Regions from separate parts of the Homo sapiens genome. Here regions 1 and 3 are each linked to region 2. Evidence: read pairs that join two places in POLR2A ChIA-PET (ENCODE). Cell type or tissue: Panc1. All regions are shown on one strand.

The links. ChIA-PET counts read pairs that join two places held together with the same protein. Peaks named below come from ENCODE experiments on the same cell type or tissue, not always from the same donor. Only the 100,000 strongest peaks of a DNase experiment are listed, where the experiment ranks them.
Region 1: POLR2A ChIA-PET joins it to region 2 with 5 read pairs; 2 of 35 experiments call an interaction of 5 or more read pairs at or near these places.
Region 3: POLR2A ChIA-PET joins it to region 2 with 5 read pairs; 3 of 35 experiments call an interaction of 5 or more read pairs at or near these places.

What each region holds. Positions count from the first base shown.
Region 1 is chr17:48,192,285-48,197,284 of GRCh38, forward strand. The region is part of intron 4 of SKAP1 (src kinase associated phosphoprotein 1); the gene reads right to left. It also overlaps the pseudogene RNU6-1152P. Among named protein-coding and RNA genes, the nearest start is that of MIR1203, 38 kb to the left of the region's middle. RefSeq lists an enhancer at 1-502. In Panc1, no CTCF peak of the experiment used is centred here; a DNase peak (open chromatin) is centred at 2,156; H3K27ac peaks cover 353 bases.
Region 2 is chr17:48,263,029-48,268,028 of GRCh38, forward strand. The region is part of intron 4 of SKAP1 (src kinase associated phosphoprotein 1); the gene reads right to left. Among named protein-coding and RNA genes, the nearest start is that of SKAP1-AS2, 29 kb to the right of the region's middle. In Panc1, CTCF peaks have their summits at 186 (motif pointing right) and 387; a DNase peak (open chromatin) is centred at 1,908; H3K27ac peaks cover 1,459 bases.
Region 3 is chr17:48,396,576-48,401,575 of GRCh38, forward strand. It overlaps SKAP1 (src kinase associated phosphoprotein 1), which reads right to left. Exons shown (of 13, transcript NM_003726.4): 2 at 105-210. Among named protein-coding and RNA genes, the nearest start is that of SKAP1, 31 kb to the right of the region's middle. In Panc1, no CTCF peak of the experiment used is centred here; no DNase peak of the experiment used is centred here.

The DNA of each region.
Region 1 (5,000 bases), 71 kb before region 2:
AGGTTTTTTTTTTCTTTTCTTTTTAAAGGTCTTGTTAAACTTAGAGACACAGCTCCTTGTCAAAGATGCCAAGAGTCTGAATCATAAAAGACATGTTAAACGTTCTATTAGAATTCAAACCTCCTTTTTTTAATGCAAATTTAAATGCCATTTTATGGAACATCTATAATTATGAAAATGGGAAGACATTGCCTCGTGTGCAGGGAGAGTCTGTGAGTATGAATATTACATTAATGTGCCCACACCAGCTCACTGATCCTGCTGGCAGGAGCATAAAAAATGCCTGAGTGAAACTTTTATTTAGATGTTAAGACTCCAGGCCCCAGCGGGGTGACAGAGACAGCCCCTGTGAGTTGCCATCAGAGAGAGAGCTTGAATTGAATTACCCAGGGGGGAGGAAGTAGTGATGAGCACTGCTTCGCTTATTTAATTTCATTTACTTTCAGTACATTATCAGCATGAGGTTTTTCTCTCCCCACCAACTGAAACCCAAGAATGCCACCACTAAGGAAACAAAGACATAATACAGCAGAGATGTAACTCTAAGTCACTAATTCTAGGAGACAAGGGATAGCACCATCACCACCTTCTCTCCCCAAGAGTCAAACTCAGTTTGCTAAAATTGGGTACCAAAGGAGCTGCTGAATTTTTTCTCTTGGTCATTCACTAACAAGATTCTGAAAAGGAATAGAGCTGGAAACAGCTTTTTATATGGTGTGTTTTTGTGTATAGTCAGTAAGATGTGTTATGTTGCTTTCTTTCTTTCTTTTTTTTGAGACAGAGTCTCACTCTTGTCGCCCAGGCTGGAGTGTAATGGTGTGATCTCAGCTCACTGCAACCTCCACCTCCCGGGTTCAAGCGATTCTCCTGCTCCAGCTTCCCAAGTAGCTGGGATTACAGGCATGCACCACCATGCCTGAATAGTTTTTTGTATTTTTAGTAGAGACGGGGTTTCTCCATGTTGGTCAGGCTGGTCTTGAACTCCTGACCCCAGGGGATCCAGCCGCCTCGGCCTCCCAAAGTGCTGGGATTACAGGCATGAGCCACCGCACCCGGTCTATGTTGCTTTCTTATTCATTAGACAGAATCTGTATTGAGGAATTCTCTTGCCTGGTTCCCCTTATGGGCAGTGGGAAAAAATGGGATTATAGGCTCAGTTTAGAATGTCTACGGAAAAAAAATTAGGAAATGAGGTCAGATCAGTCTCTAGTCTACTAACTGTCTTCTGTGTACAAGGTACTGTGTGGTGAGTTCAATAACAGAGTTGTTCTCAATGTAGTTGGCTCTGAGCTCAATCTCATTAGCTCCATGATCTATCTGACAAATCCAAATAACCAAGGTGGGAATCCACAGTGGCATGCAAGGTACCTCCTCTTTCAGTGTCAGCGCAGGGTCCTACTGATCAAGAACTAGTGATCCTGAGGATGAACAGTGTTAGCCATGCCATGGGGTGATGAGGCAGGAATCTTGTATGCCTGGATCCACACCTACTGGTAAACGAACAGATCTGCAGAGAACTACTTAATGCATAATAGAAAGTATGTAAAATATGCTTTAAAGGACGGTTATAAAAATAGGAAGAAGTTGCAAACAATTGTATAAGTTGCTATTTTAAGGCAAACAATTTATATTTAAGTATACAATTAAAAAAAGAAGCTTTTTATTCATTACCTGAGAAAAGATATCACCACCGTCATGAAAAAATAAAAATGATTTTGATTTATTGAGAATAAATGGCCCTCTTGGCTAAGTCTAAAGGTGTATTACATTATATCAGCACAAAACAGAATTACATTAGTGTCATAATCTCTCCCTACCACTACACTTAACTAAACCTCTCAGAACAGCCCGTATAAAGAAAAGATTCACTTAGCTGAAGGATATGGGGCCACAAAGATAAGATCAACAGAGAAGTATGTTACCCAGAAGTGATGGCCACCCAACTTTCATGGCAGATGAAGATAAAAGAAATTCTCAGATATCTTTCTCTTCATCTAGTTTCCTTTAAACCCTTGTATCCCACCCACATCAAAAAAAGCAATAAAAAACGACAGAATAGGATTCCATCTCTCAATGCTAAACATGACTCTTTAGTCAGCTATGCACAGCAACAACAATGGGGACCCTTTGGAGTGTGATACATTTCCATAAAGCAGTCAATAAAAAAGACACGAGAGCTTATGTGAGTCACGGCCTATTTAACCAGCTGCGTTCTAGCCCACTGAGAAAAGAGAATTGGAGAAATCAGTTGGCAACACCAGAGCACAAGGCTAATAGCACAGGAGGCCACACAATTTCCACGCAAAAAGGCTGCAGCCCCTGCAGAACAAACCAGGTGCCCACTAACTTTCATTATAGGCAGCTGGCTTGGTCTCTTGCTAAATCATCCTGAAAGGAAAATAAATAGTTTTTTAAAAAACATCTTTTGTTCAAATCGTCCCCCTGTTAAGTTATGGACTTCTCCCATCCTCCCTCTTCCTTTTAATTCAAGTTCTTTTCAACTGTTTAAAAGAGGGACCTAACCAACTTGAGCCTAGAGACTAATAGCTAACAGGGGTGAATTTCAGACAGGGTGAAGTTTAGCAGGATCCTTCATTAAAGTACTCATGTAAAAAACCTGGGGATTGGGTGTATGAGATTGGAGAAAATTTAACATCTGAAGGCTGGGAATGGTCAAATTCCACCTGCAATTCCAATGCAGTCACAGATGGCTGGTGTGTGTGCATCTGCAGACATAAACACAAACACACGCTTTAAAATGCCTCAAATGTACCAAGGTGAGGAGGGTATTGCAGATAGGTTGGGGAGGGGGTAGTTTTCTCTTGTCTGGTGATTGTGGATTTCAAATCTGTTCATGAACCTCTCTTTTGTGCATTTGATTTCTGTGGCCTTCTTTAATATGTTCATTACTGCTTTTCCTTAGCTTCTTACTTTTCTGGGTTACTTTTTTGCCTTCTTCTCAATTTTCAGGAACCAGTCAATAAATGATAGTTTGTAGTGTCTGGCAGGAAGTGTCATCTTCCGATGCTAACAAGGAAGTTGGTTTCAATGACTATTCCTTGATTAGTCCCTTGAACAGGCATATATAATTCTTTAACTTCCGTGGTTCCATTTGATATCCACCTGAGTTTACACTTATACCACACATTTTTCTTGCATTGTGCTTCACTTATAAAGGAATTTAGCTTAACATATGAAAGGTGAAAAATTCTAAAACATTAGTAATAGATTTAGCATCTAAAATTTCAAAGATATAGAAAGCACTCAAACAGATGGCTTTAAACTAACTGAATGGAACTGTTCATGGAGAAATAAATTGGACAACAGATGAAAGGAAGGGAATGAACACAACGTACTTAATCAAGTTCTTCAACAAGCTGTGATGTAAGAAGCTAGGAAACAGAACATGAGCAACAGGAGCTAGACTAAAGGACCCCAGAAAATGGTAGAAATGACACATTTGTAGTTAGCAAACCAACACAGAAGACAACTTTCATGAGACCTCAATAGACTCATGTTGCCCTTCTAATTTTTGAAGGTCTTTTAAAAATACCAGTGAATCCAGGTTATAGTGAACCCAGGTTACAGAAATCTGTGGAGAAAATCCTGTTATACTGAAGACAAAAAAAACCTCTGAGGTTCTAGGTCAGTAGTACAAAGAAAAAAAAGCAGATAATAAACAAAATAATTAAAATGAATATGCTTTAACAAAAATGGCCCCCCAAAACCCTAACCAGTTTTAAATTCATCAGCATTGTATCAAGCATTTTTACATCTAAGTCCCACAATATCCCTATGAGGCATGTTTTATTATCATCCCCACTTTACAGACTAGGAAACTGAGGTGTAATGAAATGACATAATTTGCTGAAGGTTGCTCAGTTGGAATAGCCCATGCTGTTTCCAATACTCTGAGCTTCAGACATGCACAGAAGTGGATGAGGAAAGATTGGGTCTTCCTATCTCACTCCCCCACAAAAAGAGACCCTGTTTTTTGGAAGAAGAAACAGGCATGATGTGTGGTTATTCTAACTCCTGGTGTCAAAAAATTATTTTAGTATCTATATTTCTTATTTACTTTTTTATGAGTAAAATGAGCAGGTTTTATTTTATTTTTATGTTTTTCAGCTTTTATTTTAGAATCGGGGTACATGTGTAGGTTTGTTACAAAGGTATATTGTGTGATGCTGAGGTTTGGAGTATGAATAATCTGTCATCCAGGTAGTGAGCACAGTACCCAATAATAGTTTTTCAACCCTTGCTTCCCTCCCTACCTCCTCGTGCATTTACCCAGTGTCTACTGTTGCCATATTTATGTCCATGTGTACCCAGTGTGTAGCTCCCACTTATAAGTGAGAAAATGCCATATTATGTTTTCTGTTTCTGCGTTAGTTCAAAAACATGGAATGCTTCACAAATTTGCATGTCATCTTTGCACAGGGGCCATGCTAATCTTCTCTGTATCATTCCAATTTTAGTATATATGCTGCCAAAGTGAGCACTCGGTTACTTTTAAATGTACTAACTGATTAATCTTTGGAATTGCCTCCTAGGGCAGATCTATGTGAAATCCAAGAGGTCAAAAGAGATATAGAGCAAAATACAAGAAAGTCTCAGAATTCAATAAAAGGACACATGAGTTAAGTACCTATAAGAGGGCACAGCCAGAAGCTCTCAAAAAATGCTGCTTGGGGCTGGGCGTGGTGGCCCACGCCTGTAATCCCAGCACTTTGGGAGGCCGAGGTGGGCAGATCACGAGGTCGGGAGTTTAAGACCACCGTGGCCAGCATGGTGAAACCCTGTCTTTACTAAAAATACAAAAAATTAGCTGGGCATAGTGGTGCACACCTGTAATCCCAGCTACTTGGGAGGCTGAGGCAGGAGAATTGCTTGAACCCAGGAGGCGGATGTGGCAGTGAGCCGAGATTGCGCCACTGCACTCCAGTCTAGGTGATAGAGCGAGACTCCGACTCAAAAAAAAAAAAAAAAAAAATGCTGAT
Region 2 (5,000 bases):
AAAGTTTTTGCAAATTAATTGTGGTTAGGATGTTTCAAACTAACACAGTAAATAGATTTTCACCTCAAAATTGTACCTACTTAAAAACATTTAAATTTTACTTAATACTGACTTTTAGGTTGATTCTTCAGTAAACAAAGTGAGAGCTTGTCATTAACTACCAGCAGGTGGTGGTATTCACAAATAGGGTACAAGAAATACTGAAAGGGCTATGAGTATAACCAATATGTGGTTCAGATTTATGGATTATGGATTTTAAAACATTTTTAATGGAGTTGTCAGCACACTGAAACTACTTCCATTCCCATCTGTTCCATATGAATGTGGAAACTTGGAAGTCACCTTAAAATATGTGCCTGTAGAAAGTTTTGCATTAAGAACATTGGGTCTCTTTATAAAAGCAGACAAATATTTTCTATTTTTAAATATTTAAATTTTCTGTATAACAATGAGCTTCAAACATGCACAAGTATCCTGACTCTTCCAATATTTTGGGGGCCTCTAGGTTTAGAATCTGATCTATCTTCTATTCAGGGCAGACACGTATCAAGAGGGAGCACTGACTGTATACTTTAGCCAAGCTAACCTGAGCAAATGCTGAATGGTGGGCACTGTGCACACAGTTGCTATGGAGAAAATATGTCCGTTCTTGTCTCCAAAAAAAAGGTCCCAGGTTTCAGAGGATACAGAAGCAACAAGAGGCGGTGAACTCCAGTCATCGAGTCAACAGCTTCAGGGGCTTTAGGAACAGGCTGAAATTATTTGGTTTTGACCGCCAGATGACCTCCATTGCTGCCCAGTCTGATGGACAGTCGGACCATTAGTTCTTTTAACACACATTCTTTTCCTGAAACACAGACACCACTCTGCGTTTGCACAGAGCAAGAAAGGAGAGCAAACGAGAGTGTCTGAAAGGGAGAGACAGAGACGTACATTTGCAGAGAAACTTCTAAACCAGCCGCAACCCTTCTACTGTTTTAGGGCCTAGGACTAGAGGAATTCAATCCAAGCAAAGAGACATCAGCTTTTTTTTTTTTATCTAACTTAAAAATCTGACTTTAGACTACAATTAGGCAAGATTATATCTAATAAATGTCCAAAACAAAAACATGGAAATGGTTAAAATTGATTTTTTGTATTTTCTAAAGCATTTGATATCTAGCTTAAAAATCAGCAACACTACTTTATATATATATACAAAATGTATACATATATATGTTTATACATATATATATACACACACACAGAGATCAGAAATAAAGAGGTCTTACTATGTTCTACCTAATGTTAGTTCAGGCTTACTGCAAAATTGTTTTCCACTACATACTACCCAGTTCTTTGAAATCCATTTAATGAGTTTAATTCCCAGGCCACATTACTGTGGTATATGAGATTCAATGTACATTTTATTTGTTTTCTTGGTATGCATGTGTTTTGATGTGTGAATGAAAAGTAACTTTGGTCTTATTATTCTTATAAAACAAATCAGGAGCTAAGCTTTGCTTTCAGACAACCTATTAATCCAAGGCAAAACTGAAAAGCACAAAGATTGTACTCCAAAGAGACCCATAAAGATACTGAACTTTGCCAGGAAATGGGGAGGGAAAAGGGAGTAGAAAAGGAAATTTAGGTAGAGGATAAAATTTTCTATAGATGATGAATCATTCTATCTTTAAATAAAGCAATACTTAAACTTACATTTAATCAAATCTACAAAACACACACACACACACACACACACACACACACACACACCCTCCATCTCCATTTTCTTGTGGTTGTGGCTGACAGAACTGTACTTGTCCCCAGCCTCTTCTGATTTTCCTCTTGGGATAAGTGATGAGCTATGCTGCAGTCAACGAGGAAACATCTGTTTGACTTTCCGAAGCTGGCATGGGGAGCTGAAGTCTGAATCACAAATGCCACTTTCATAAACAGGTCTCCCACAGGAACCTTGCTAAAAACATGACTCTACTGGGGTGAGCCACAGCTCTGGTGAGTGATGGGGAAGGCTGCTCTCCTTTCCAGCTATTTGAAACAATATACACTTTTTATAGGATTTGTCTGTGGTGGGATTTAATGAATTCCAATCTGTTAACAGACGTACCTGAATCCAGTTTTAATTTGGGAAGTTAGTTCATACTGAAGCTCCAAAGGCTCTAAATCTGGGAATTTTTAATTAGTAAGAAAGCTATGGCTGGGTGCGGTGGCTCACACCTGTAATCCCAGCACTTTGGGAGGCTGAGGGAGGCGGATCACGAGGTCAGGAGTTCAAGACCAGCCTGGCCAACATGGTGAAACCCCATTTCTACTCAAAATACAAAAAATTAGCCCGGCATGGTAGCAGATGCCTGTAATCCCAGCTACTTGGGAGGCTGAGGCAGGAGAATCACTTGAACCTGGGAGGCGGAGGTTGCAGTGAGCTGAGACCGCACCACTGCACTCCAGCCTGGGCCTGTCTCAAAAAAAAAAAAAGCAAGCAAGCAAGCAAGCAAGCAAGCAAGCTATGACACTGTGGTGTGTGGTTACTGTGTTCAGAAAAGACACACAAAACCTCAAATTATTTTTTAAGCATATTGACGTGGTACTTAAAAATCAGCACACAGTTTTCACATTTTATTTTATTCTAGTATTGTTGTCATCAACAATGTGAATAACTCAGAACACCACTCTGGCTAGAGGTGTGTCTAACACACCCGAACTGTAACCTTTCTCTTTCCCTCCCCCCATGAAACTAGGGAGAAAACACCTTTGGGAGCTGTATCTGCCCAAAGGCAAACTCCTGTGGCAGGTGGAACAGGGAGCTGGCCATGCTCCAAATGCCTCCCCTGTTAGAATCTTCACATCTGCATGTCTGTTTAGGTTGTCCAAGTTTTCAACTTAACTTATTTTTAAAACCTCTTTTCTTTAGTTTAGTGATTTTTCTCTTTATGAAAAATGACTGCTTGCTGTTTGATTCCTCTCTTGGGATATTTACTCATTCTCTCCTGAACAGGGCTCTCATTTCCTTGTCAGCACTTGGTTTGGCTGACATCACTGTATGATTATTAACCTGTGAGTGAGCTGGAAATATTTCCGAGATAATCTAAACACACACCCACACCTACACACACCCACACACACACATACACACACACACTAGCCTAGTCTATTCAACTGAAGTATTTGGCAAAAATAATAGATTTTATAAGCTATATCAAATAGATCTTAATGTAAATTGTTAGGCTGGTGCAAACATCATCCTGCATATTTCTAGTTCAAAGGTAGAGAGCATTTGTGTCAGAAAGGAGCTCCTTTATTATTTAAAGACAGTTTCCACCTATCAGAACAGATGGATAGTTGTTGCCTGTAAAATACGAATTATACTATACATAACAATAAATACACTATTGAAACCGTTAGTTCAAGAAATCAAGGCTGTGGCTGGAAAGCAATTTAATTTTAGAAATTCTGTTTTCCTTTTCTTTTTTTCTTTTCTTACTTTCTTTTTTTTTTTTTTTGAGACAGAGTCTCACTCTGTCACCCAGGCTGGAGTGCAGTGGCGCAATCTTGACTCACTGTAAGCTCCGCCTCCCAGGTTCACGCCATTCTCCTGCCTCAGCCTCCCGAGTAGCTGGGACTACAGGCGCCTGCCACAACGCCCGGCTAATTTTTTGTATTTTTAGTAGAGACAGGGTTTCACTGTGTTGGCCAGGATGGTCTCGATCTCTTGACCTCGTGATCCACCAGCCTCGGCCTCCCAAAGTGCTGGGATTACAGGCATGAGCCACCGTGCCCGGCCCTGTTTTCCTTTTCTTATTCCTCTTTTTCTCTTTTTTGAAATTTAAAAATGATATTTCTATTTTACAATTACTAGAGAGAATTATTGGGTGAATGAAGTGGAAATGTCCAAATATACACGAATTTTCTTTCTTTCTGTGACTAGACTAACACTCAACACGAAATGCTTTCACTGCTTGAAGGAAAGCCCTCATAGAACATAGCAGATGGCAGAATTAGCACATAGAATATCATTTTATCATGAAAAAAATGTGATGCCAAGCCAATAATTATTTTCCTCAAATTTGTTTTCCACATCTTTCCCTATACTCAGGGCTCTGAATGTTCCTACAGCATTTAGGATCTTCTGATAAATTTCCAACTTTTGAATTATGAACACTAGTAAGCCTTTTTTAGCTTTAAGTGAAATTAAGACATGAAGTAGATATATAAGTTATTAGGCCTTAGAGAAAAAAAGACAAAATTAGATACTTCTCAACATACATGATTTAACTTAAACAATACCTCAATTTTACTTTGTTCTCACAATCAAAAAATAATGTTGAACAAAAGGAACAGTAGTTGGAGAATTCTTCCAAAATCAATTTTAATTAAACACACACACACACTTTAATGTTGAATATGCCTGTTTAATCAATGATTTTGGCTCTAAGGTGATACAATCAGCATTTATACTTCAAATTACCACTTGGTACTAATAGATACTCTATACACAAGTCCTTAAGGTCAACACCCAAATTATTGCCCTATATTAATCATTAATAACTTAGAAAATGATAATTTTCTAAACCCATTTTTTTAAAAGAGCAAACACACTTGCTTAGTTTAATTTGCTACTATTAAAATGATTTGTGATTAATTTAATATCAATTAATTTAATACTAGATTGCTTACAAAATTATTTACTATATTTCTGTTCTTTTCACCACTTGCTCTTAAGTATTGAGCCATGGGAGATGTTTAGGAACTCCGTTAGGAAGGGTAATTACAGAACCAAAGCAGGGGAGGACCTGACAAAATAGATACCAACAGATAAATGGAGGGAAGGGAGAGATGGAAAGGCACACCATTTCTCATGTGATTATACAGAGGTTGCTTATAGGTACCTTTACATTATTATCTTGTGTTTGTATTATGCCCATTTTACAGATGAGAAAAGCTAAAATCAGAGAACTTAAATGACTTCTCTGAGATCATAAAGGTAGTTAATGTAATAATCC
Region 3 (5,000 bases), 130 kb after region 2:
ATAAAGAACTATGATAGGTATGTCTTACCTTGTGACTTTATTTTACTGATTATAAATTGTTTTAAAGCTTATGAAGAAGATTAATGGAACCAGTTTATACAAACCTGGCTTTGATTTGCTGAAAGCCCCGTAGAATATGGTCTCTGTGATCCCTTGCAACAGCGCTGAGGTTCTCATTCCGCAAACCTTCTGCCAGAAACTCTTCAGCATCTAAAAGAAAAGGAAAGTTGATAAAACAGAAAAGATGTACTAAGGGAGAAAGGAAAATCAGAAGGATTAAGAAATGGCACATGTATACATATGTAACTAACCTGCACAATGTGCACATGTACCCTAAAACTTAAAGTATAATAAAAAAAAAAAAACTTTATAGTTGTGGCACAATGTGAATGTGCTTAATGCCACAGAACTGTATACTTTATAATAGTTAAGATGGTAAAATTTATATTTTGTATATGTTACCAGAATAAATAATAACTAAAATTTTATATATACCTGTAGGTAACATGTTCTAATAATCCAAGACCTTGCTATGAATTTAGAAAACTATGACATATATTAGCCATAAGAAATAACTATTTTCTAAATCATTTTAAGTAAACATTTACATATTAATTATTACTGATGGCAGAGAATGGACTGTAAATTTCTTTCTTTCTTTTAGGGGGGGGATGGAGTCTCACTCTGTTGCCCAGGTTGGAGTGCAGTGGCGTCATCTTGGCTCACTGCAACCTTCACCTCCCAAGTTCAAGTGATTCTCCTGCTTCAGCCTCCTGAGTAGCTGGGACTACAGGCGCATGCCGCCAAGCCCGGCTAATTTTTCGTATTTTAGTAGAGATGGGTTTTCATCATGTTGCCCAGGCTGGTTTCGAACTCCTGAGCTCAGACAATCAGCCTGCCTCGGCCTCCCCAACTGCTGGGATTACAGGCGTGAGCCACCGCGCCCGGCCTGGACTGTCAATTTCATAAACATGTAATATTATAAATAAGTCACAGAAGGTCACAGGCCAATAGAAGCTAGAAAGAAATACCAATAAATAGAGCCGAAATAAAAAATAGAGCTGAACTGCAAAAATCAAGAACAAAAGGGCAGGCATTCAAAGAAATATTAATTAGCAGATGCATCATCAATGAAAATGACAATACAACCAAGTGAAGGAACCCACATGAGAAAGACAAATGTCTCCAAGAGAAGGGAACTGCAATTAATGTGAACATATATTATAAAATAGGGACATGATAGAAATACATAATATGAAACAAATCATGTTATGTTGAAGGAAGAAATTGCAGAGGGGGGGTGGTTCTACAAATTTTCAAAGACAAAATACATTGATAATGATTACAACTGCCAGAAACACTGGCTACACATTTTATTCTGCACAAAAGGTTTGTCATCCCCCAAAAGCGTATAAATAATATAGTTAAAATTTTCCACCTCCAAAAATTGTGCGTGTAATATGAAACTGTATCATATATATCAGGAGTCCCCAACCCCTGGGCCACACACAGGAACCTTTATTTCCTCAGTGATCTGATAATTATGAAATTTTAAAGAAAGGGCCACATGGCAGGAGGTGAGCAGCAGATGAGCAAGTGAAGCTTCATCTGTATTTACAGCTGGTCCCCATCACTTGCATTACCACCTGAGCTCCAGCTCCTGTCAGATCAGTGGCAGCATTAGATCCTTATAGGAGCACAAACCCTATTGTGAACTGTGTATGTGAGGGATCTAGGTTGTGTGCTCCTTATGAGAATTAATGCCTGACGATCTGTCACTGACTCCTGTCACTCCCAGATGGGACCATCTAGTTGCAGAAAAACAAGCTCAAGCCTCCCACTGATTCTACATTATGGTGAGTTGTATAATTTTTTCATTATATATTACAATGTAATCATAATAGAAATAAAGTGCATAATAAATCTAATGCTCTTTAATCATCGCCAAACCATCCCCCCACCCCCGGTCCATGGAAAAATTGTCTTCCATGAAACCAGTCCCCAGTGCCAAAAAGGTTGGGGACCCCTGATACATACTATCAAAATATTGCTATGAATTTATATAGTTGGATAAGCACACCTAAAAATTTGTTTTATATTCACGTCATTTAACAACGCCAGGCCGGGCGTGGTGGCTCACGCCTGTAATCTCAGCACTTTGGGAGGCCAAGGCGGGTGGCTCACGCCTGTAATCCCAGCACTTTGGGAGGCCAAGGCGGGCGGATCATGAGGTCAGGAGATTGAGACCATCCTGGCCAACATGGTGAAACCCCCCGTCTCTCTAAAAATACAAAAATTAGCTGGGCATGCTGGCACACCCCTGTAGACCCAGCTACTTGGGAGGCTGAGGCAGGAGAATCACTTGAACCAGGGAGTTGGAGGTTGCAGTGAGCTGAGATTGCATCACTGCACTACAGCCTGGAGACAGAGCAAGACTCCGTCTCAAAAAGAAACAAACAAACAAACAAAAAAAACCACCAAACAAAAAATCCTAAATAGCCATCGCTAGGACTTTTGATGAGATACAAAGTCCTGGAAATTGAATATTTCACAAAGGACCACCATCAACATCCAAGCTCTGCATTGTATCTATTGCATATGTGATTTAATGGGTTCCACTAGGGTCCTTTGAATGCTAACGAATGAGGAAATGGGAAGCTGAATTAAAAGGCAAAAATAAATGACATCTAAGATTCAATTTATGTAATATATCATAACAATAGAATAAAGGAAAAAAACCACATGATCATCTCACTAGACACAGAAGAAGCATTTAACAAAAGTCAACAGCCTTTCGTGATAAAAATTCTCAACAAACTAGGAATAGAAGGAAGCTTCCTCAAACTAATAAAAAGCATCAACACAAACCCACAGCTAACATTGTACTTAATGATTAAAGACTGGCCAGTCATGGTGGCTCGTGCCTGTAATCCCAACCTTTTGGGAGGCCGAGGCAAGAGGATCACTTAAGGGCAGAAGTTTTGAGACTAGCCTAGATGATATAGAGAGATTCCATCTCTACAAAAGATAATTTTTAAAAAATTGGCTGGGCATTGTGGTGCATGCCTGTAGTCCTAGCTACTCAAGAGGTTCAAGTGGGAGGATCACTTGAGCCTGGAAGGTTGAGGCTGCAGTGAGCCATGACTGTGCCACTCCAGCCTGGGTGGCAGAGCAAGACTCTTGTCTCAAAAAAAAAAAAAAATTAAAAAGAAAATAAATGGTCAAAGACTGAACACTTTCCCCACGTTCCTTAGATCAGGAATAAGATAAGGATGTCTGTTCTCACCACTTATACTGAACATTGTACAGGTGATGCCAGCCAGGACAACTAAGCAAGAAAATGAAATAAAAAGCATTCAAACTGGAAAGGAAGAAGTAAAACTATTTCTATTTGCAGATGACATCCTGTATATGGAACACCCTAAGGAATCTATTAAAAAACTATTAAAACTAATAAAAGAGTTCAGCAACTTTGCAGGATATAAGATCAATGTAAAAAAATCAACTGTATTTCTTTTTTCTTTTCTTTTTTTTTTTTTTTGAGACGGAGTCTCACTCTGCCTCCCAGGCTGGAGTGTAGTGGCGCGATCTCAGCTCACTGCAACCTCTGGCTCCTGGGTTCAAGCAATTCTCTTGCCTCAGCCTCCTGAGTAGCTGGGACTACAGGCACGCACCACCACACCTGGCTAATTTTTGTATTTTTAGTAGAGACAGGGTTTCTCCTCGTTAGCTAGGCTGGTCTCAAACTCCTGACCTCAGGTGATCCACCCGCCTGGGCCTCCCAAAGTGCTGGGATTACAGGTGTGAGCCACCACGCCCAGCCAATCAACTGTATTTCTATATAGTGGCAATGAACAAACAAAAAGGACATTAATAAAATTCCATTTAAGATAGCATGTAGGATGGGCATGGTGGTCCATGCTTGGGATTATTCTCAGCACTTCGGGAGGCCAAGGCGGGCAGATCATTTGAGCCCAGGAGTTGGTCAACATGATGAAACCCCGCCTCTACAAAAAATACAAAAATTAGCCAGGCATGGTGGTGCACATCTGTGGTCCCAGCTGCTCAGGAGGCTAAGGTGGCCTCATTTGAGCCCAGGGAGGTTGAGGCTGCAGTGAGCTGAGATCACATCACTGCACTCCAGGCTGGGTGACAGAGCAAGACCTTATCTCAAAAATAAAAATTAAAAAAAAAGAAAAGAAATAAAGCAGGTAAAAGAATTAAGAATTAAGCACTTACGAATAAATAGAACATATTCTATGTTCATGATCAGAAGACTTAATATCGTTAAAATGGCAATACTCCCCAAACTGATCTAAAGCTTTTATGTAACCCCTATCAAAATCCCAGCTGGCTTTTTTTGTAGAAATTGAAAAGCTAATCCTAAAATTAACTTGGAAATGTAAGGAATCCAGATAGCCAAAACAATTTTGAAAAAGAGAGACAATGGCCGGGCGTGTTGGCTCACACTCGTAATCCCAGCACTTTGGGAGGCTGAGACGGGTGGATCACCTGAGGTCAGGAGTTCAAGACCAGACTGGTCAACACGGAGAAACCCTGTCTCTACTAAAAATACAAAAATTAGCTGAGTGTGGTGGCTAGTGCCTGTAATCCCAGCCACTTGGGAGGCTGAGGCAGAATAATTGTTTGAACCTGGGAGGCCGAGGTTGCAGTGAGCCGAGATCATGCCACTGCACTCCAACCTAGGCAACAGAGCAAGACTCTGTCTCAAAAAAGAAAAAAAAAAGGAAAGAAAAAGAAAGACAAATTTGGAGGACTCACACTTTCTGACTTCAAAACTTACCACAAAACTACAGCAATTAGGAAAATATGGTACTGGCATAAGGACAGAGATAAAGTTCAAAGGAATAGAATTGGGAATCCAGAAATAAACCCTCACACTTATGGTCAATTTTTGCAAGAGGGTCAAGACAATTAAATGTTGAAAAAGTTGTTTTTTCAACAAATGGTGCTGAGACAACTGAGTATACACATGCAAA